Regions from separate parts of the Homo sapiens genome. Here region 1 is linked to region 2. Evidence: read pairs that join two places in POLR2A ChIA-PET (ENCODE). Cell type or tissue: PC-9. All regions are shown on one strand. Links, peaks and the distances in the headings refer to the core of each region. The heading gives the core; the rest is flanking DNA.

Region 1 (11,408 bases), core at 5,376-7,875, 89 kb before region 2:
CAGAGCAAGACTCCGTCTCAAAAAAAAAAAAAAAAAAAAAAAAAAAAAAAAAAAAAAAAAGAGGCCGGGCGCAGTGGCTCAAGTCTGTAATTCCAGCACTTTGGGAGGCCAAGGCGGGCGGATCACAAGGTCAGGAGATCGAGACCATCCTGGCTAACATGGTAAAACCCCGTCTCTACTAAAAATACAAAAATTTAGCCGGCGTGGTGGCGGCGGGCGCCTGTAGTCCCAGCTTCTTGGGAGGCTGAGGCAGGAGAATGGCGTGAACCCGGGAGGCAGAGGTTGTAGTGAGCCAAGATTGTGCCACTGCACTCCAGCCTGGGCGACAGAGCGAGACTCCGTCTCAAAAAAAAAAAAAAAAAAAAAAAAAAAAAGGGATGGGATCTTGCTCTGTCACCCAGGCTGGAGTACAGTGGCATAATCATAGCTCACTGCAGCCTCGAAGACTGAGGCTTAAGCAATCCTCGCACTTCAGCTTCCTGTAGTGGGAGCAGCTAGGAGTATAGGAGCATGCCACTATGCCCAGCTAATTTTTTTATTTTTATTTTTTTGTAAAGAGGGAGGTCTCACTATGTTGCCTGAGCTGGTCTCAAGCAATCCTCCCGCCTCCACCTCCCAAAGTGCTGGGATTACAGGCATGAGCCACCGTGCCCAGCCAGGGCTTGCTTCTTGAAGCACTCATATTCTTTGGCTTTCAGGACAACACATTTGTCCAGTTCTCCTACCTCCCTGGCTGCTCCTTCTCCATCTCCTTTGCTGGCTCTTTACTACTAGATGTTGGACTCCCAAAAGGCACAGTCCTCTGACCTCTTTTCTTCTCAATCTACAGTCAACCCTTAGGTGATCTCTTGCAATCTACTCATTTAAAACCCCACCTTTCTTCTGATGATTTCCACATTTATGGCTCCAGCTCAGACATCTTCCCTAACTTCCAGACTCAAACAGCCAATTGCTTATGTAACATCACCACTGGGTGTCCAACAGGCATCTCAAATTTAACCTGTCCATAAACAAACTCTTGATTTACCACCTGTTCCTCACACATAATCTGTTCTTTCCCCATAACTCCCAACCCCAGTAAATGGTACCATCATTCACTCAGTTGCTCAGTCCAAAGCCTTAAAGTTGCACTTGAAGCGGGGTCTTTGATAGCTCAGTTGGTAGAGCAGAGGGCCATTTGGATGAGCTGCAGAACCACACTTGATTCCTTTTTCTCTCATTCACCACATCCAAACCCAAATCTGATTGTCTCTATTGTCAAAATACTATAAAAATACATCCCGAGGGGGCCAGGCGCGGGCCGGGCTCATGCCTGTAATCCCAGCACTTTGGGAGGCCAAGGAGGGTGGATCATTTGGGGTCAGGAGCTCAATACCAGCCTGGCCAACATAGTGAAACCCCATCTCTACTGAAAATACAAAAATTAGCCAGGCAGTAGTGGCACATGCCTGTAATCCCAGCTACTCTGGAGGCCAAGGCAGGAGAATCGCTTGAGCCTGGGAGGCGGAGGTTTCAGTGTGGTGAGCCAAGGTCGAGCCACTGCACTCCAGTCTGGGTGACAGAGTGAGACCCCATCTCAAAACAAACAAACAACAAAAAAAAATCCCGAGACCAGGCACAGTGGCTCATGCCTGTAATCCCAGCACTTTGGGAGGCCGAGGCAGGTCGATCACTTGAGGTCAGGAGTTCAAGACCAGCCTGACCAACACGGTGAAACCCGGTCTCTACTAAAAATATACAAATTAACTGGGCATGGTGGCACATACTTGTAGTCCCCAGCTACTTGAGAGGCTGAGGCACAAGAATTGCTTGAACCTGGGAGGTGGAAGTTGCAGTGAGCCAAGATTGGGCCATTGCACTCCACCCTGAGCAACAGAGCAAGACTCCATTTAAAAAAAAAAAAAAAAAAAAAGGCCGGACACGGTGGCTCACGCCTGTAATCCCAGCACTTTGGGAGGCCAAGGCGGGCGGATCACCTGAGGTCAGGAGTCCGAGACCAGCCTGGCCAGCATGGTGAAACGCCTTCTCTACTAAAAATACAAAAATTAGCCGGGGCCTTGCGTGGTGGCTCACACCTGTAATCCCAGCGCTTTGGGAGGCCGAGGCAGGCGGATCACCTGAGGTTGGGAGTTCAAGAACAGCCTGACCAACATGGAGAAACCCCCACCTCCACTAAAAATACAAAAATAGCCGGGCGTGGTGGCGCATGCTTGTAATCTCAGCTACTCGGGAGGCTGAGGCAGGAGAATCACTTGAATCCAGGAGGCGGAGGTTGCGGTGAGCCGAGATCACGCCATTGCGCTCCAGCCTGGGCAACAAAGAGCGAAACTCTGTCTCCGAAAAAAAAAAAAAATTAGCCAGGCGTGGTGGCACATGCCTGTAATCCCAGCTATTCAGGAGGCTGAGGCAGGAGAATCCCTTGAACCTGGGAGGTGGAGATGGCAGTGAGCCGAGACTAAGGTCTCTCAACCTTAGTACTATTGTCTTTTTTTAAATTTTATTTTTGAGACAGGTTCTTACCCTGCTGCCCAGGCTGGAGTGCAGTGGCACAATCATAGCTCACTGCAGCCTTGAACTCCTGGGCTCAAGCAATCCTCTTGCCTCAGCCTCCGTAATAGCCTGGACTACAGTTGCTTGCTACCATGCTCAACTAATTTAAAAAAAGAGATGAGGTCTTGCTTTGTAGCCCAGGCTGGTATAAAGCTCCTGGCTTCAAGCAATACTCCCATGTTGGCCTCCAAAAGCGCTGGGATTACAGGCATGAATCACTGTGCCCAGCCACCATTGAGATTTTGTTTTTTTTGTTTTTTTGTTTTTCTTTGGAGACAGAGTCTCACTGTATCCTCCAGGCTGGAGTATAGTGGCACGAACTCTGCTCACTGCCACCTCCACCTCCCAAGTTCACGTGATTCTCATGCCTCAGCCTCCCAAGTAGCTGGTATTATAGGCACCTGCCACCACACCCAGCTAATTTTTGTATTTTTAGTAGAAACGGAGTTTCACCATGTTGGCCAGGCTAGTCTTGAACTCCTGAGCTCAGGTGACCCACCCACCTTGGCCTCCCAAAGCGCTGGTATTACAGGTGTGACCCACCGTGCCTGGCTCACTATTGACATTTTGGACCAAGTAATTATTTGTCATGGGGAGTTGTCCTGTGCATTATTGTAGGATACTTTGCAGCACTCACTAGAAGACAATAGCATCCGTCAGTTATGACAACCGAAAATATCCAGATACTGAACAAATGTCCTTGGCTGGTAGGGAGAGTTGGGGAGAAGTATGTAAGATAAGCTAGAGCAAAGTCACCCTGGTTGAGAGCCACTTCTCTACAGCTCTGTACCATTCTATAGTCCCCACCAACCTGTCCCTTTCTATAGTCCCAACCATGACTCTCTCACCTGAAATACCAGAATAGCTTCCTATCTGATTTCCCTAACTCCATTCTAGCTCTCCATACAGCAGCATCCAGGGTGATCCTTTTAAATCATCCACCAAATTTTGTCACTCTTCTGTTTTTAACCCTCCAATGGCTTCCTGTAACAATAAAGATTCAAATTTTTTATGATAGTGTGCAAGACTCTACATGACCTGGCCCTTGTGCATTTCCTATCACTCTCCCCTTGTTCATTGCACTCTGGCCATGCTGGCTTCTTTGCTCTTCCTTGAACATCCCAAGAATAATCCCTCCTTGCCGGGCGGTGACTCACACCTGTAATCCCAGCACTTTGGGAGGCCGAGACGGGCGGATCACGAGGTCAGGAAATCGAGACCATCCTGGCTAACACAGTGAAACCCCGTCTCTACTAAAAATACAAAAAAATTAGCCGGGCATGGTGGCGGGCGCCTGTAGTCCCAGCTACTCGGGAGGCTGAGGCAGGAGAATGGCGTGAACCCGGGAGGCGGAGATTGCAGTGAGCCGAGATCACGACACTGCACTCCAGCCTGGGTGACAGAGTGAGACTCCATCTCAAAAAAAAAAAAAAAAAGAATAATCCCTCCTTTGGGCATTTGCATTTGCTGTTCCCTTTGCTTAGAATGCTCTTCCCTCAGAATCTGCATGGCTCCTTCCTTCACTTCATTCAGGTTGTTTGTTCATTTGTTTGTTTGTTTGTTTGAGATGTCTCGCTTTGTTGCCCAGGCTGGAGTGCAGTGGCGTGATCTCGGCTCACCACAGCCTCTGCCTCCCAGGTTCAAGTGATTCTCCTGCCTCAGCCTCCCAAGTAGCTGGGACTAGAGGCGTGCGACACACCTGGCTAATTTTTATATTTTTAGTAGAGACAGAGTTTCACCATGTTGGCCAGGCTGGTCTTGAACTCCTGATCTCATGACCCACCCACCTCAGCCTCCCAAAGTGCTGGCATTACAGGTGTAAACCACCACACCCAGCCTCATTTAGGTTCTTTAAAACCTCCTCGGAGAGTCCTTCCCTGACCACCCTATCCCAAGAAGCACCTCCACCATCATCCTCTCTCCCCATATGCTGGGTGATGGACATGTTGACCCCCTGCCCAGATTCCCTTTCAAGGCAGGACTTGTTGCCCCAGCTGCTGGGAGTGCCGTAAGCAGACAGCCTTCAGCTATCAGCTCCTTTGAGAATTGCCTCAGCTACAAGAGAGAATTTGCCTGAGTTTACGCCCTTTGCAAGATATCCCACACCCAGTGACTGATTGGGGTGGGGTAGAAAGGAGGGCCACTGTGGCCCAACAGGAAGCAACTGAGATGGGCCATGTCCACTCTGGTGCTCCCCATGGGGTCGGCTGAGGCTGTAGTAGGGCCTACCTCTCAGCTTGATTCCTCCCTCTGCCCAATCATGCTTCCTTCATCTCCCTACCAATATGCAATCTCTATAGTCATTGAGCATGATAAGCATTGTCTCAGGGTGTGGATCCAGTGGACCCTACTTGTGACACCCACTGTAGTTTTCTTAGCGCTATCTGATTTATATTTAATATTGTTTTGTATTTGCCTAAGGTCTGTGAAGGCAGATACTTTGTCTTGAAACTGCTATATCTCCAGCACCTATGCCTGGCACATACAGAGTAGTTACTCAGTAAATGCTTTTTGTTTGCTTTTTTGTTGTATTGTTTTGTAGAGACAGGGTCATGCTATGTTGCCCAGGCTGATCTCAAACTCTTGGCCTCAAGCAGTCCTCCCGCCTCGGCATCCCAAAGCACTGGGATTATAGGCATGGCCACCACACCCGGCCTGGTCAATAATTACTGAATGTTGAACGAATTATCACTGTTGCTGGTTGCGGTGGCTCATGCTTGTTATACCAACTACTCAGGAGGCTGAGGCACAAGACTCGCATGAATCTGGGAGGTGGAGGTTGCAGTGAGCCAAGATCACACCGCTACAAGCCAGCCTGGGCGACAGAGTGAGACTCCGTCTCAATTTCAAAAAAAAAGAAGTATCACTGCCATCTCCTTAATACTGTTGGGGCTCAGAAAACAATACCCCAAAGTATGGCACTTTGGCATGCTGATACTTTGAACTGAAAGACATTGGAAGGACCTCAAAAGCAAAGTCTCTTTCTTCTCTTCTCCTGTTCTTCTTTCTCCTGCTTCCCTTCCTCTCCCAAGGCAGGCCATAGAAACTAGAACCCTTCTTCTTCAAAGCCAGCCATAAAACCTAGAAATAGGACTTTAACCTTCCTCCATCCTTCTGTGTAGGAGCTGGCCATAAAATTCTGACCTACCTTGTCTGAAAATAGACCATAAGACCTTCATTTCAGAAGGGGCACTGCCCTAAACCCAGGAGAAAGGAACACCACACAAACAGGCCAAGAAGAATCTGAACAGAGGCCTTGCTGGGTTTCCCCACTCAGTCTGTTACTATTAGATCATTCCCTTTCTGTCTAATCACATTTCAACACAGCTGTCATGCTTCACTGAATCTAAGCATAAAAATGAACAGTTTTTGGCTGGACGCAGTGGCTCATGCCTGTAATCCTGGCACTTTGGGAGGCCGAGGCAGGCGGATCATGGAGGTCAGGAGATAGAGACCATCCTGGCTAACTCGATGAAACCCCATCTCTACTAAAAATACAAAAAAAAAAATTTAGCCGGGTATGGTGGTGTGCACCTGTAGTCCCAGCTACTCAGGAGGCTGAGGCAGGAGAATTGCTTGAACCCAGAAGGTGAAGGTTGCAGTGAGCCGAGATTGTGCCACTGCACTCCAGCCTGGGCCACAGTGTGAGACTTCATCTCAAAAAAAAAAAAAAAAAAAAGAACAGTTTTTTTCTTGAGTCTTTTGGTCCTCATTTCTGAAGGCTCCCACGTCACATACAATTACACAATTTTGATTAGATAAATCTGATATGCTTTTAGATGGACATGGTGGTGTGCGCCTGCAACTCCAGCTACTGGGAAGGCTGAGGCGGGAAGATAGCTTGAGCCCAGAAGTTCAAGGCTGCAATGAGCCATGATCACACCACTGTACTCCAGCCTAGACAACAGAGCAAGACCTTGTCTCTAAAAAAAAAATTAAAAGAGAAAGTTATAAATTGCTTATGCTTTTCTCTTGTTAATCAGTCTTTTGTTATAGGAGTGGTGGCCATGACCCTTATGATAAAGAGGAGATTTATTATACCTTTCCACCCCTTCAATACTCTAAGATTACTCTATGGTTGGGGAGTCCTTTGGTGATATCTAATATAAAGGCTCCAGCTGTTTTTCGTTTTTTGTTTTTGAGACAGTGTCTCGCTCTGTTGCCCAGGTTGGAGTGCAGTGGCACGATCTCAGCTTCCCAAGCATCTGAGACTACAGCTTGCACCACCACACCCAGCTAATTTTTGTTTTTGTTTTGTAGCAATGAGGTCTTGCCATGTTGCCTAGGCTGGTCTCCAACTCCTGAGCTCAAGCAATCTTCCTGTCTCAGCTTACCAAAGTGCTGGAATTACAGGTATGAGCCACCACGCCCAGCCAAGGCTCCAACTTTTTAACAGACTTGCAGGGGCCTTAATCTTTCCAAAATGATTCCAGGGTGGAAAGAGGCCAAGATGGTTTCAGATCTAGAGGACGTGACAGCAGGGCTCTGCTCAGCTGACAACTCTGTCCCTCCTGCTCACAAATTTAATAGGCTGTTCTCACTTGGGGAAGATGTCACCGTCCTTTGAACCAGCTACACTGCAGACATTTTGACCTGGTCAGCCCACAGGATAAATTTTAGATTAAGCAGCTATTCTTGAGTATTTTAACAAACTTTCATTTTTTTTAAGAACTTTCACATTGCTCAGGAATTTCTTTTTTTTTGCTCAGGAATTTCTTAGGATGGCCATTAGATGTGAGTCGCTTTATCATTCTAATTTTATATACAGGGAAACCTAGGTCAGAGGAGTAGCTTCATTCATCACAGAAGTGTTTAGTGAACACCTTCTATGTGCCAGGCGCTGGGCTGGGTATTGGAGGTTGACTAGGCAAGCTCCTTGGCTAGCAAGGGAAACAGACAGGTCCAACTCTGTCTATAACTGAGGTGTGAACCAAGAGCTTGGAGGACCAGAAGATAAAATGATTGCTTCTCTTTTAGGGTATAATCTCTGAAAAAAATTTATTGTATAGGTAACATTTTAAAAAACAAAACACAGGCCAGGCGCAGCGCGCATGCCTGTAATCCCAGCACTTTGGGAGGCCGAGGCAGGTGGATCATGAGGTCAGGAGTTCGAGACCAGCCTGACCAACATGGTGGAACCCTGTCCCTACTAAAAATATAAAACTTAGCCAGGCGTGGTGGAGTGAGCCTGTAATCCCAGCTACTCAGGAGGCTGAGACAGGAGAATAACTTGAACCTGGGAGGCGAAGGTTGCAGTGAGCCACTGTACTCCAGCCTGGGCGCCAGAGCGAGACTCTGCCTCAAAAAAAAAAAAAAAAACACAGGCCAGGTGCGGTGGTGCGTGCTTGTAACCCCAGCGCTTAGGGAGAGTGAAGAAGGCAGATCACTTCAGCCCAGGAGTTTGAGACCAGCCTGGGCAACATGGTGAAACCCCGTCTCTACAAAAAATACAAAAATCAGCTGGGTGTGGTGGCATGTGCCTGTAGTCCCAGCTACTCGGGAGGCTGAGGTGGAAGGATCACTCGAGCCTGGGAGGTCGAGGCTGCAGTGAACCAAAACTACATCACTGCACTCCAGCCTGGACTACAGAGTGAGACTTTCTCTTGAAAAAAAAGAGAGATTAAAAAACAAAACACTTAAGCATATGGGCTCTTTAGTCAAACTGCCTTTTGCTCTCTCCAATCCTTGCATTCTGAATTCCTACAGATTGCAATCAACTTCAGTGGGTGCACAGTTATGCACACACAAACATGCTTTTAAAAAACAAAATATGGAGCCTATCTTCTTTTAAACTTAGCTATATTTGGGATATATCCAAAGATGTTAATTGCAGCATTATATGTAATAGCAAGAGACTATAACCCACTAAAATGTCTGTCAATAGGAAACTAGATATATAGTTCCTCTGTAGAGACAGTCCCTGACTTATGATGGCACAATTTGACAATGGGTTTGTCACAAACTTAACAGTGGAAAAAAGTAATTACTTAAATCTGTGTATGCTGGCTGGGCGCGGTGGCTCATGCCTGTAACCCCAGCACTTTGGGAGGCCAAGGCAGGTGGATCACCTGAGGTCAGGAGTTCAAGACCAGCCTGGCCAACATGGTGAAACCCTGTCTCTACTAAAAATACAAAAAATTATCCAGGCATGGTGGCGGATGCCTGTAATACCAGCTACTCAGGAGCCTGAGGCAGGAGAATTGCTTGAACCAGGAAAGCAGAGGTGACAGTGAGCCAAGATCGCACCACTGTGCTCCAGCCTGGGTGACAAGAGCGAAACTCCATCTCAAAAAAAAAAAAAGTCTGTATATGCTGATATGGAACAACTTCCAAGATATATTACAAAGTGTAAAAAGAAAGCTGCGGCCGGGAGCGGTGGCTCACCCCTATAATCCCAGCACTTTGGAAGGCCGAGGCAGGCAGATCACCCGAGGTCAGGAATTCAAGACCAGCCTGGCCAACATGGCGAAACCCCGTCTTTACTAAAAATACAAAAATTAGCCAGGTGTGGTGGAGCATGCCTGTAATCCCAGCTACTTGGGAGGGAGTAGCTTGACCCCAGGAGGCAGAGGTTGCAGTGAGCCAAGATCACGCCACTGCACTCCAGCTTGGACAACAGAATGAGAGTCTGTCTCAAAGAGAAAAAAAAAAAAAAATGCAAGCTGCAAGGCAGAGTGTTTAAAAGGAAAAGGAGTATTTGTGTTTGAGTGTGGGTATGTGTGAAATATATTAATACATATAAGTTTGCATATATATAAAACATTTCGGGAAAGATTCCTAAGAAGCTGTGAACAGCTTGGCTCTGGGGTGGAAGACAAACTTATTTTTTATTATATGCCCTATCATCTTTTGCAAAATTTTTTTTAACCACATGCTTTTCAATTTTTCAATTAAAAAACTAGTTGATTAAATGAAACAATAGGGCATGGACATTGTTCAATGTTTAATATTAATGTCACATTCAGCTCTTATTATTGCCAGGTAATGTTTAAGTCTTAATATCTATTAACTTGTTTATTCCTCGAAACAACCCTCTGATGTGGAAACTATTATTACCCTCATTTACAGATTTTAAAAAACTGAGGCTAGGTGCAGTGGCTCATGCCTGTAATCCCACCACTTTTGGAGGTCAAGGCAGGAGGAACGCTTGAGGCCAGGAGTTCGACAGCCTAGGCAACATAGTGAGGCCCTGTCTTTACCCCCCCAAATTTTTTTTAAAGAAAAATTTAAAAACCTCACCGGGTGCAGTGGCTCATGCCTGTAATCCCACCACTTCGGGAGGCCAAGGTGGGCGGATCACTTCAGGTCAGGAGTTTGAGACCAGACTGGCCAAGATGGTGAAACCCCATCTCTACTAAAAATACAAAATTTAGCCAGGCATGGTGGCACATGCCTGTGGTCCCAGCTACTTGGGAGGCTGAGGCAGGAGAATCACTTGAACCCAGGAGGCGGAGGCTGCAGTGAGCCGGGATTGTGCCACTGCACTCCAGCCTGGGTGACAGAGCAAGACTCTGTGTTTAAAAAAAAAAAAAAAAAAAAACAGAGGCAGCATGCCCCCAAGGTCACACAAATACCAAGTGATAGAGTGGGGATTTGAACCCATGCAATCCGGCTCTGAGGTCCATGTTCTGAATCACTATGGCAATGCTACTTCTCCTTTTTTTTTTTTTTTTTTTGAGACAGAGTTTTGCGTTTGTTGCCCAGGCTGGAGTGCAATGGCGCGATCTCGGCTCACTGCAACCTCTGCCTCCCACGTTCAAGTGAGTCTCCTGCCTCAGTCTCCCGAGTAGCTGGGACTACAGGAATGTGCCACCACGCCTGGCTAATTTTGTATTTTTAGTAGAGACGGGGTTTCTCCATGTTGGTCAGGCTGGTCTCGAACTCCCAACCTCAGGTGATCCACCCGCCTCAGCCTCCAAAAGTGCTGGGATTACAGGCGTGAGCCATGGCACCCGGCCATCTCCTTCTTATTAATAGCTGCAAAATATATTCTACACAGTGAGGGTGTCATATTTTGTTTAACTGCTCCTCCTTTGATAAGCATTCTGGTTGCTTCTAGGATTTTGCTATTACCTTCTATGCTGTAGAAACATCCTTGTGATTGACCCTTTGTCCTTTGTGCTTTTGGGTAAATATATTTATAAGAGAATTCCTGGAAATGAAACTACGGCATCATCTAAAATTTGACAGTTATTACCAAATTATTTTCCTTTTTTAAAAAAAACATCAATTTGTCTTCCCTTTATCTATGTATAAGAGTGAGGAAGTAGCACAGGACTCTAGGAGCTGAAATAAGGGAAGTTTGGTCCCATTAGAAAACAGTATAAGCAGAGACAGTGACCTGTGGGTTTTTTAAAATTTTATTTATTTACTTTTAGAAACGAGGTCTCGCTGTGTTGCCCAGGCTGGAGTGCAGTGGTATGATCATAGCTCAGTGCAGCCTCTAACTCCTGGGCTCAAGCAATCCTCCTGCCTTAGCCTCCGTTGTTGAGGCTGCAGTGAGCCCTAGCCTCACTGTGTGTTTTTTGAGGTTAGGGATTGTCTTGTTTATCTTTGTTCAACAAACAGCACAAGAATCACTTAAGAGCTTTAAGTGGGCTGTTGATTTGGTTTACATTTGTGCACATTTCTCTGGCTGCTTTGTAAAAACTGGATTAGAGCCGGGGGAAATTCAAGTGTATAAACCCAGTTAGAAGATTTTGCAAATATTTGTTAAACAAATAGCTACTGTGCTCTTACGAGTGCTTCTGGAAAATGGGGACACAGTAGTGTGAACACAACAGACATGGTCCCTGTCCTCTTGGGGTGGAGCGAGAGAGGCATGAATGAAGTAAACGCACAAAATGAAAATATAACCA
Region 2 (11,408 bases), core at 3,724-6,223:
CCTTGGGAGGCTGAGGCAGAGAATTGTTTGAACCTGGAAGGCAGTGGCTGCAGTGAGCTGAGATCGTGCCACTGCACTCCAGCCTAGGCGACAGACTGACAATCTGTCTCAAAAAAACAAACAAACAAACAAACAAACAACAACAACAAAAACCTTCCCAGACAGAGCCCCGATGTGGGGGCTCCCCTGCCCTGCCTCAGAGTTACAGTCATAGTTCTAATCCTGCCTCTAGTACTTGTGGTGTCCTGTGGGGCGAGTCTTTTAGCTTCTCTCTTCCTCAGTTCTTTCGTCTGTAAACTGGGGATAGTGATGCCTGTCCTGGCGTTCTTAGAGGGCTCTCAGAAAAGTGCTCCGAAGATGGTGAAGGATTGTGCAGAAGTCTGGTCATCTGTTTCTTGTTTATAAATGATAACTCAGAGTATATCAACCATCTCATTTACAAGCTTTAGTTATTTTTTCTGTGTTATACTTGTCCACAATTGCGACTCATCTTCCCACATTTCTTACTCTTCAGCCTTTTGAAGATCCACCTGAAGATTTATTCCTGTTGACTTGGTATTATACCCTCTGTCGTTTACATATGACTGACTAGCATTGATCTATTGAGATTTACAACTACCTCTAGCAATCTCAGCTAACGTCTATTGAGTGCTTACTATGTGCCAGGCATTTTGCTCAACACTGTATACAGATTATTATATTTAAAACTCACAAAAAACCATGAGGTGGGTGCTTCTATTATCTCGTTTTTACAGATGAGGAAACTGAGTTACAGCATGGTTACAGTCAGGCAGCTAGTGAAGTTGTGTAGTCAGTAATTGAACTCAGTGAATGAGGTTTTGTAGCAAACAGTTTGGGGACTCTAAGGAAGCAGCAGCTAGGACACAATCTGGGGAGTGCAGGTGGCTTATCAGGGGAGGGGTGACACCTGTGAAAGGTGAAGAGGAGGAAGCAGAACTGGGCAGAAGAAGCCTCAAACTGCAGTGTACATCTGACCATCTCAGTCAACCTAACGGGGAGCTCAGAGCAAAGGTTGTCCATTAGAGGAGCTTGAGCTGGGCAGAAATGGCCAGACCCTGTGTCACTCAAACACTGCAGTGGAGTTCAGAGGGGCTACAGCTAGAGGCCATCTATTAACTGCACTCTTGCACCTGAATAGCAAGTTCTTTCTTAAGGGACATCCAAGCAGTGCAAAGCCATAGTGTTACCAGAAGGGGATCCTGATCCAGACCCCAAGAGAGTGTGAGTCCATATGGTAAAGTGAAAGCAAGTTTGTTAAGAAAGTAAAGGAATAGGCTGGGCGTGGTGGCTCACACCTGTAATCCCAGCACTTTGGGAGCCTGAGGCAGATGGATCATTTGACTCTGTTCTTTGTGTTCTAAATGACTTCATCTCTCAGGCCATCTTCATCTCTCAGGTTGGTTCAGGGATGGGTACCTGACCTAGGTCCCCCCGCAATTTCTTGGGATTTCTGGATTTGAGACTGAGATTTGGGTTTAGTCTGTTGCTGATGGTGGAGAAGATGTAACACAACAATCCTGAGAGTTGTCAGCAACCATTTTTTCTGCCTCTGAAGAAAGTCCGTGGCCAGAGCATCAGGATGATAAGAGGGAGTTGACCAACATGGGGGTCCCTTCTCCAGTCGCTCCTTTGGCTCAAGTTCACCTTCCTGCCCTGGTCAAGGTTGAGCTGTAATGTTCCAGCATTCCCATCAGTTCAATGTGGGTTTCTGTCACGCTATCAACTAAAGAAGATCTTAACTAAGACACTCTGCCTGTTATGTTACAAATCCCATTTTAGAGAATAAGGGTCGGACAGGGTATGTAGCTTGGCTAATGCCAAAGAGAAGTGAGTGGCAGAGATGAGGTCTGAGTCCAGGCCCAGGACACTCCAAAAGCCATGCTCCTTGTGGCCTTCCCCAAAAGAACTCAATGTCGTTGGCCAACCTGTAACCTCACCAGATGCACAGTTCCCAGGCTGGTGATGAGGATGCTGAAGAGAAGCAGTTTTGGTGCTGACCCCACTCAGTGGCCGTGTAGAAGCTTCATCTGCACTCATCTCTTTTAGTAAGCCCATCCAGCCTCTGGAGTGAAGCCTCACCTCAGTGGTCCCTCCAAACCTCTTCTTTTCAGAGCCCCTTTGTTTTCAGCCCTGGGTGGGCCCTGGGCTTCTAGATGCCCATCCCAAGGGTCACTGCCATCTCTATTCCAAGGCCTCAACCTGGCATGCAGCACCCTCCTGCCCCTTTCCCATGGGCTCACTGGCTTTGCACTTCTGCCTCTTCCCACAGGGCACTTCTTGTGCATGGCGTGTCTCCTAGGCCTCCTTCCCTTTCTGCCATCCTTGCCCTACCGCTAGGCTTTTCTCCTTCCCCTTCTTCCTTAGCCCCAGGGGTGCTTCCAATATTCTAGGGGCCACCCATGGCCCAGAGCCTTCCAGGCCCCTCTACTCCACTCTACTTCTTGACCTAGGTTTACCTCTTCCCATTCCCCAGCCTGCCGGGCTCAGACAAGGCCCAGCCTCGATGACTCCCAGATGCCCCTGCTATACCGAAGTTCCCTGCCAGCGGCTGGTCAGGGGCAAACAAGACTTAGAAAGGCTGGGCTTGGTGGCTCACGCCTGTAATTCCAGCACTTTGGGAGGCCGACACTTGAGGTCAGGAGTTCAAGACTAGCCTGGCCAACATGGTGAAGCCTCGTCTCTACTAAAAATACAAAAATTAGCCGGACATGGTGGCAGGCATCTGTAATCCCAGCTACTTGGGAGGCTGAGGCAGGAGAATGGCTTGAACCCGGGAGGCAGAGGTTGCAGTGAGTCGAGATCACACCACTGCACTCCAGCCTGGGTGGAAAAAAAAAAAAAAACAGGACTTAGACGAATCACCAAGAATCTGAAAAATGCCTTCTTAGGAAAACCTCAACCCAGCATACCTTTATTATTATTATTATACAAGTCATACATGTTCATGGTGAAAAATAAGAAAATACTGATAAGTAAAAAGAAAAACATTAAAATCATCCAGAGATAACTGCCATTAATATTTTGGTTTACCTGTTTTTTGGCAGCTTTCTAAGCATGTAAGTACTTGTATTCCCAAAAATAGGGAGCCAGGCACAGTGGTTCACACCTGTAATCCCAGCTACATAGGAGGCTGAGGCAAGAGGATCACTTGAGCCCAGGAGTTTGAGACAAGCCTGGGCAACATAGTGAGACCTTGTGTCTATTTTTTTAAAAGTGATCCTTCTGTATACTGTTTTGTAAACTTTCTTCCTCCCTGTGTACATTGTAATATACCCCAAATGTCTTCTACTCCTCTTTGATACACATTTACTAAATGTCTATGGGTGTTCCCTGACTCAAGCTCAAGTCCTTTCCACTTAAGGCTGACAGAACCCACCTATAGAACCACCCATTGCTCTCAATGCCTTGCCAAACTCTGGCACTGGGATGGGTCCATGGGGGGATCCTGCCAGGGCCTCTGCCTCATTGCACTCAGTGACTGGCCAGGGACAGAGCACAGAAGCCTGTGGGTGGCAAAGGGCAAGACTGGGAGGTGGGGTGCAAATGGCTATGTTCTGGGGGGACTTGGGGTAGGAGAGAAGATGGGAAGCCTGGTAGGGTGGGGGTGGAGGGCCAGGGCCAAGGTCTCAGGAAACGGGCATCCGGGAAGACTGCCCAGAACACTGTTATGAGCCTGAAGACAGGTCGGCATTACTTGGCAAGGTGTTAGGGGGAGGAAGAGAGGGCTCCGGAGGAAGGCCTGTAACGTGAACAAAAGTGGAGAAAGGGCTCCCTTAACCTTTTCAATTCTCAGTTTTTCCTTCTGTAAAATGGGAATCTCTTTTGAAAACCTGCTCTGCAGTGAGACTGAGAGGACCCAGGGACATGATGGCGATGAAGCATGCAGACAGGCCCCCGCGCACTGTGGGTGCTGGGTCTTTCAGCCTTTCATTCTCCCCAATCTCCTCCAGGCCAAGATCACCCACAAGGGCCGGGCGCAGTGGCTCACGCTTATAATCCCAGCACTTTGGGAGGCTGAGGCAGGTGGATCACCTGAGGTCAGGAATTTGAGACCAGCCTGGCCAATATGGTGAAACCCCGTTTTTACTAAAAATACAAAAAATTAGCCTGGTGTGGTGGCGCATGCCTGTAGTCCCAGCTACTCGGGAGGCTGATTCTCCTCCTCAGGAGGAGAATCGCTTGAACCCAGGAGTTGGAGGTTACAGTGAGCCGAGATCAAGCCATTGCACTCCAGCCTGGGTGACAGAGCAAAACTCGGTCTCCAAAAATAAAAAGATCACCCACAAGGCAGCGTGGTGTAGTGGTTAATGACTCTGGCTCTTAAATTACATGGTCCTGGGCTCATGTCCCCCATTTACCACCTGCTAGCCGGTGACCTGGGAACTTAGCTTTCACCATGCCTCAGTTTCCCCTTTTTAATATGGGCCATGCAGGGAAAACTTCCTAGAGGAGGCAGCAGTGGGGCTGGACTATGAAGCTAGAATGATCACTAGCCTGCAGCAGTGAGGCCCCAGCTCCTTTGCCTGTGACCATCTCCTCCCAACGCTTTTCCACCAAATCTCAGGCTTAGGACACCCCTCTGGAAAAATCCCACCCTGCCCACCATCTCCTCATGTTTTCTTTTTCTTTTCTTTTTTCTTTTCTTTTTTCTTTTCTTTTCTTTTTCTTTTCTTTCTTTCTTCCTTTCTTCCTTCCTTTTTTTTTTTTTTTTGATGTTTTGCTCTTGTCACCCTGGTTAGAGTCCAGTGATGCACTCTCGGCTCACTGCAACCTCCGCCTCCCGGGTTCAAGTGATTCTCCTACCTCAGCCTCCAAGTAGCTGCGATTACAGGCACGTGCCACCAGGCCCAGTTAATTTTTGTATTTTTAGTAGAGACAAGGCTTCACCATGTTGGCCAGGCTGGTCTTGAATTTCTGACCTCAGGTGATCTGCCTGCCTCGGCCTCCCAAAGTGTTGGGATTACAGGCGTGAGCCACTGCGCCTGGCCATCCTCGTGTTTTCTTTTAGCCATCCTGGGAAGAAGTTGGGAAGAAGGTCACCCACTCTCACACGGCCACAGCCCAATTTTCTCTTGAAAATCGCTACTAGAATCACCATTTGTCATAGTCCAAGGGTCGGGGACAGAGTCTGGGGGAATAATTTGACGAAGGTGGGCAGGAAACCCCCCTCCCTCCCGTCGAGCCCTGCTGGAGGGAAGGACTGTGGTAGGCGCAGAGGTGAGGAGGCCAACCGAATGCAGAAACCCAGCCAGGGAAAGGTTTAGCCCCACAATCCAATTCCACTTAATATCCCATAATAGAATGCTGTCAACATGAGTTTCCTGTTCAAGTGGATTTGTTAGGAAGGCTGGGGAGGTCAGAGGTGTATTCCGGCCCTCCTGGTGTGGGGACTCCAGTAGGGTGTGTGTGGTGGGGGTTACTTGGGCACAAGGGCCCCCTCCCCACCCTCTCCCCTCAGCAAGCCAAACAGGCTCTCAGGAAGGGGTTTGTCACACTTGTCTGTACCAAGACCTCATGAGTTTGTGATGGCTTGCAGAGGGTCCTGGAGCCTCCTGAGGGAGCGTGCATCTCCTTTGAGAAGCGTCCAGCCACTAAGGCAGAGAGCAGGATATTCATGTGAAGGGATTCAGACCTTGAGCAGAAGGTGGGGAGGGGTTCCCAGTTCGGGGGAAGGTACACAGGAGGAGCCACAGGGCCAAACTTGAGGCAACCTTGGGGGGCAAGGGGCCACTTAGGGAGAACCCTGAAGATCTGGGTTGGCCTCAGCCCCCATGAGTGACAACCCAGTGGGTGACCCCACGTAGTTACTCAAACTGGCTGCTGCCTGCTCCTTCTGCCCCCCTGGCTGGCCCATTGCTAGGCGTCCTTCCTCCCAGCTGACTAAGAATCCTTTTGGGGGAGACTTCTGTGAGAGCTTGTGATCGAGCGGTCCCCGTGGATCAGACACAGTGCTGGGCCTTCCATATGCTGCTGCCTCATCAAATTCTGTGGAGCCAGGCCAGGGAGCAGCAGCAGGGGTCAAGGCTGGGGAGAAGGGCTGTGTGAGCACAGGAGCCGTTATTATCCTCATTTTCCCCAAGTAATAGGGGCTCAGGGGTTTTAAGAAACAAAACTAGGGCCAGGCGTGGTCGCTTACACCTCTAGCCTCTAATCCCAGCACTCTAGGAGGCTGAGGCCAGTGGATCACTTGAGCCCAGGAGTTTGAGACTAGCCTGGGCAACATAGCAAGATCCCATCTCTACCAAAAAAAAAAAAAAATAGAAAGGCATGGTGGTGCACACCTGTAGTGCCAGCTACTCAGGAGGTTGAGGCAGGAAGATCACTTAAGCCCAGGAGTTTGAGGCTTCAGTGAGCTGTGATTGAGTCACTGCACTCCAACCTGGGCAACAGAGTGAGGCCCTGTCTCTAAAAAATATATTTTAAATAAATAAATAGAAACAAATCAAGACCTCACATAGTAGGGGAGGGCACTGGGACAAGCATGAAGTTCTTTCTGACCCCAAAGCTGGTGCAGGAGAGATGGGGAGATGAATGAAGACTCAGTGAGAGCCTTCAGAAACCCAGCCTGCGCCTGGTCTTGGAGAGCGGATGTTGGGTGCATTTTTCTGTAAGTATCCAGGAGGGTGTGGGGCAGAAGTTGCAAGGATGAGGTCAGGCCTTGGCTCCTCTGGGGCCTGCGGGTGGGTGAGACCAGGGGAGGGGGGAATGGGCCTGGGGCCGAGGAGGGCAGGGCTGGGCCTCCGGCTCTTTTGTGAGCTGTTTTAATTCGTGTAAATGAGGGTTTTTAATTTGTTATTCTGGGTTTTATTTCTATTACCATCTCATTTGCCTGTAAACCCTATTCTGCCCCTGCCTGGACCGAATTCCATTTGATGCATTAGGACTAATTCTCCTCCCAAAGGGTTAGATGTTTTCTCCCCACACAAAAGTCGCTTATTTTGGATAAAGAGACGATTAGATTTATCTTTAATATTTTAATGGCAGCTGGGATTAGTGGGCAAACAGCCCCGACTGGGGTTGTTCACGGCGGATTAAGTTCTGATCAACTCTCAGATGGGGAGCCCCCACCCCCACCCCACTCCACTTTCTGTTTTCCACAAAGTGCTTTTTATTATTTTTTGTTGAAAAAAAAATTCCCTTGTCTTTTGGAGCATCATAAATTCCATTTGCTGTTTTCTATTAAATCAAGTTGATTAAATTCGTTGTGACTCTTTGCACATAGATCTTTTTAATTTTAACGTCTCCAGCATAAAATCTTTAATGGTGCCATTTGAAATTGCTGCAATATACAGTACAGGCCCTGAGAAAACAGATGGAAATGAGGTTCTGCCAGGGATGGGGGAGGTCCTATCAGGAGGGGTACAGTTGGGAGAAGGCACAGACCTCCAGGTGAAGGCAGGGGACTGACTCTTCCTGAGGTCCAGAGAGCCCCACGTTCTCCATTCAGCTATTTTCTAGCTTCAGGGCTTTGGCTAGGAACTTGGCCCATGCTATGGAGGGCTTGCTATGTGCCTGGCACTGTGTATGCATCGCCAGTCATCCTTACAAGGAGGCTCAGAGAGAGGTCACTTGCTCAAGGTCACGTAGCAAGTCGGTGGCAGTGGTTGAGTCCAGATTGTCTTTGCCAATAAAGCCTCATCTCCCCTTTCATCAGTAAAATGGGGGTGATCGGTTCCGCCCTGGGTCACAGGTGCTTGGAAAGATTGGATGAGGTCCACAAACTGCTTTGGGAACAGTACAGAGCTGTGCTCTCCTGGGGGGATGGAGGAGTGGGGCTGACCCATTTGGGCCTCAGAGGCTCTGCTATCACTGGGTAGAGCTGCCTTTTGAGACCCTGGGAACCTTCACTAACTCCAGGGTCTCGGCTTCCCCCCGCCCCTCAGCTCTCCAGCTCTCCGGCCTCCGGCCTCAGGCTTTTTCTCCCCGTCTCTAATCCTGACCTCATCAAGTCCTGGGAAGAGGGTTGATCCACAGGAGCAAATCCCTCATTCAGAGGGGCAAAATCAGCTTAATTTGCAGCAATTTGAAGCAGGTCTTTGCCAGGATTTGAATATCAAATTATCCCACAGCCTGGGCTGGTCTGGGAGGCCTCCCCCGGCTGCAATATGGACCGATGTGCTCAGGCTTCACCAGGGAGATTGTCCTGGGAGTGACTGAAGCTGAGGCTGTGGAGATGGGAGTGAGTGTCAGAGGGTAGTGGGCAAGGTGGGGGTCACCAGTCAGCCCCCACTGCCAGAGGGCACTGCAGCAGTGACTGAGGGACAGATGGAGTTTGGGGTCAAAACCTCCTGTTCTTGAGACTCACCGGGGGCTCTTGTCAAATGTGCGGATTCCCAGGCCCTTCTACAAACATAAGAAATCAAGATTTTCTTGACTAAGAAAGTTTAGAAAAATCCGGTGCAGCTCAGTTAGCCAATCAACAAACACTTGCTGTGCACAATCTGTACTGCCTCTCATTTTGAGAGAATCAGCCTCCTCTGGTGCCCACCCTGTTCATTCCCAGCCTCTGGTACTGTGGACAATATTTCCTTGGCTGTCTGCTCCATGATGGCCCCTGAGGCCTGAGTCAGCGGCTGCAGAGAGCTCTTCAGCCTTCCCTTCCTGGTCTGCATGCCCAACTCCTCTGGCCACCCGGCCCTTTCATTCCTTTTCTGCAAGCTCAGGCCTAGCAGACATCCTCTTATGTCAGTCACACAGGCCTCGCTGCCCAGACCTGAGCCCCGGGGCTCAGACCCCTCTCATGGGCATGTCATGAGCTGTGAGCCTCTTCAGGAAGGCCCGAGGTTGGTGAAACATTCTGGTCCCGCCACAGTGTTGTGTCCCTGTGGGCCCTGCAGTGTAAAAGTAGCAGCCAGGGATGTTGGGATGGCTTTGCGCAGGCCCACTGTCCAGCCAGCACCATCAACAGAGATGAGAGGCTCTCGGTGTGACAAGCATTATAAGAGCCACAAGTGCTTCCATTTAATTCTCACAAAATCCTATGGAGTAGGTACTATTATTATATACACCCATTGTATAGATGAGGAAACTGAGGCACAGAGAAATTAGTAACATGCCCCACCCAGGTCATACAGCAATAAGAGGTGGACCTGGGATGCATACGCAGGCAGTCTGACTCCAAACTGCTCCTCTTAACCACTTTGTTCTGTCTCCATCTATCCACCTTTACCTAAAATTTTGTCCTTCTCTATATTCTCCACAGCAATGACTTGCCTTATTTTTAAAGGCATAATCACAGTGTGTTTGGGGAGCAAAGAAAGGAGCGCATAACCTACACTAGGGCAATCACAGAGGCTTTTTGGAGGTGGTGTCTTTATTTGTTCAATGATGTGGTAGAGCAACCACTGTGTGCCCAACACTGGTGATACAGACATGAAGAAGCCATGGAGCTCACAAACGGGGGCCTGAACACCCCATCGGCAGTGCTCAGTGCACTGATGGAGAAAACACAGGGCATCGTAGAAACACTGGGGACACCCCAAAGCCCAGGAGATCAGGGAAGACTTCCTGGAGGAGAGGCACTAGTCCCCTTCACTAGATCTAGTCATTAACCTGAGGTTCAGATGGCCCAGAGGTCCCACTGGGCACACTCACCCTTCTTTGTCTCAGCCAGTCCATCCTCCGTGGACCGTCTGGACCAACCAAGCTTGAGACCCTCTCTGACCACCTGTCCTAGACAGGTAGACCCCCTCAGGGGAAGTCTGTGTTCCCTACTGCTATGTGTTCTTAGAGGCGGGGCCTGAGCAGGAACGAAACTCCTGAACCCCAGATCCTATGCCTAGCAGGGTCTGGTGTAAGTCATTGGCTGCCTTGGGAAAGCCCAGTGGTTTGATTCAAGGATGACTAGAATTTAGAGCAAAAAGGGACCCCAGAAGCCACCCAAACCTGTTTTGAAGGAAGCCACAGGAGATGCCCACGCCCCACAGCTCAGAGATGCTGCAAATTCCAGCCTCCCAGTGCCCTATCTTCTCTCTGGGGTGGTCTAGCCCCACCTGGCACTCCCCCAGTCTTTGTCCCCGTGTCTGCCTTGCCTGATGGTGGCCAGGGGGCCTTTCCGGAATAACGATGGTATTGGCTCAGATTAAGGGCAACTAGCTGGCTCTTGGCTTTTCATTTTTATATAACAACTAATCTCCTTCTAATCAGCCATTATTAAATTATATTCCATTTTTAATTCATTCACAGATCACCGTTGGGACAGCTGGATGGATAATTGGAGAGAGATAATTTATGTAAATGAGGAGCAGCAGAAGGTGGGGGAGAGGGAGGCCCAGGGCGCCAAACGGAGCCCCCTCTGTGTCCAGGCTGGGGAGGGGGCAGTGGCCTGGCTCCTCCTGGAAACCCGCGCCTGGGGATGCTGGGAGGATTGGGGGCTGCCATGGGACCTCAGGGCTCCTGACCGGTGGTTCCTGGTGTGGCCCCTCAGCATCACCTTGAACACTTTTGGCAAATGGGAAGCTCACTACTTTGGGGGCGGAGTGGCTCTCAGACATCAGCTCCCCCTTTTAGAAGCAGATCCTGAGAGGCAGAATGCCCCAGAAAATTCTGGAGTCAGAGCTGTTTTTGATTCCAACTCCACCACTGTGTGCCGTTTCCTAACCTTAGTTCCCACGTCTGCAAAACGCAGGTAATGACAGTATCTACCTCATAGAGTGCTGTGAAGCTTAAGTGCCTGGCACCTAAGGAAGAGACCAAGACAAGTACATGGTGGCTCTTATCACCCTTATAGGACAGTGTGTATCTTTCAGAATCTTCCTCTCTAACATCTGCCTTCTGGCCATGGAGCTTCCTTCTGGTAACACACAAAAGAAATCCACTTCCTTTGCATATCTGAAGACAGCTCTGTACCACTGATAATAACACTCCGGAGGCTTGTGTCTCATTGTGTCCTCCGTGTCTCATAGTGTCTCATTGTATCCTCGGAACGACTATAGAAATTGGGGGCGATTGCGTCCATTTTACAGATGAATATACTGTGGACCCAAGCTCTCTCCTGCCAATTCCTTCAACAAAAACGATAACAAGCCCCAGAAGCCTGCTTAGAAAGGAACACGAGGCTCAGAAAACCTGGATCCCAGCCGGAGGCTATTTTGGGAAGGTGCCTTGGGGACTGGCAGGCAGGGTCAGGGATGGCAGGGAAGGTGGGTGAGAGAGGTTGGACCTCCACCCTTCTTGGCTGTCCCTTTGGGGCCCCAAGAATCAGGCACGATGGGCATTCATGGGCACAGGTGGTCTGACAGAGCTTGAGGGGCAAGGTCTGCCTGTGCCTGGGGCTGGCATGGGCTGGCAGGGAGGCCCTTGGACCATTCCCAGAGGGAGACAGGGGATTAAGGGGGGTTAGGGAGGTGGTCCCAGAGGGTCCATGCAGAGTAATGGGATTAGCTCTT

Evidence for each region. ChIA-PET counts read pairs that join two places held together with the same protein. Peaks named below come from ENCODE experiments on the same cell type or tissue, not always from the same donor. Only the 100,000 strongest peaks of a DNase experiment are listed, where the experiment ranks them.
Region 1: POLR2A ChIA-PET joins it to region 2 with 5 read pairs; 4 of 35 experiments call an interaction of 5 or more read pairs at or near these places.

Annotation. Positions count from the first base shown.
Region 1 is chr14:74,309,216-74,320,623 of GRCh38, reverse strand. It overlaps a transcript of VRTN not described here. Among named protein-coding and RNA genes, the nearest start is that of ABCD4, 12 kb to the right of the region's middle. In PC-9, for the core only: no CTCF peak of the experiment used is centred there; a DNase peak (open chromatin) is centred at 6,863.
Region 2 is chr14:74,218,475-74,229,882 of GRCh38, reverse strand. No RefSeq gene overlaps it. Among named protein-coding and RNA genes, the nearest start is that of VSX2, 15 kb to the left of the region's middle. In PC-9, for the core only: no CTCF peak of the experiment used is centred there; no DNase peak of the experiment used is centred there; H3K27me3 peaks cover 1,402 bases.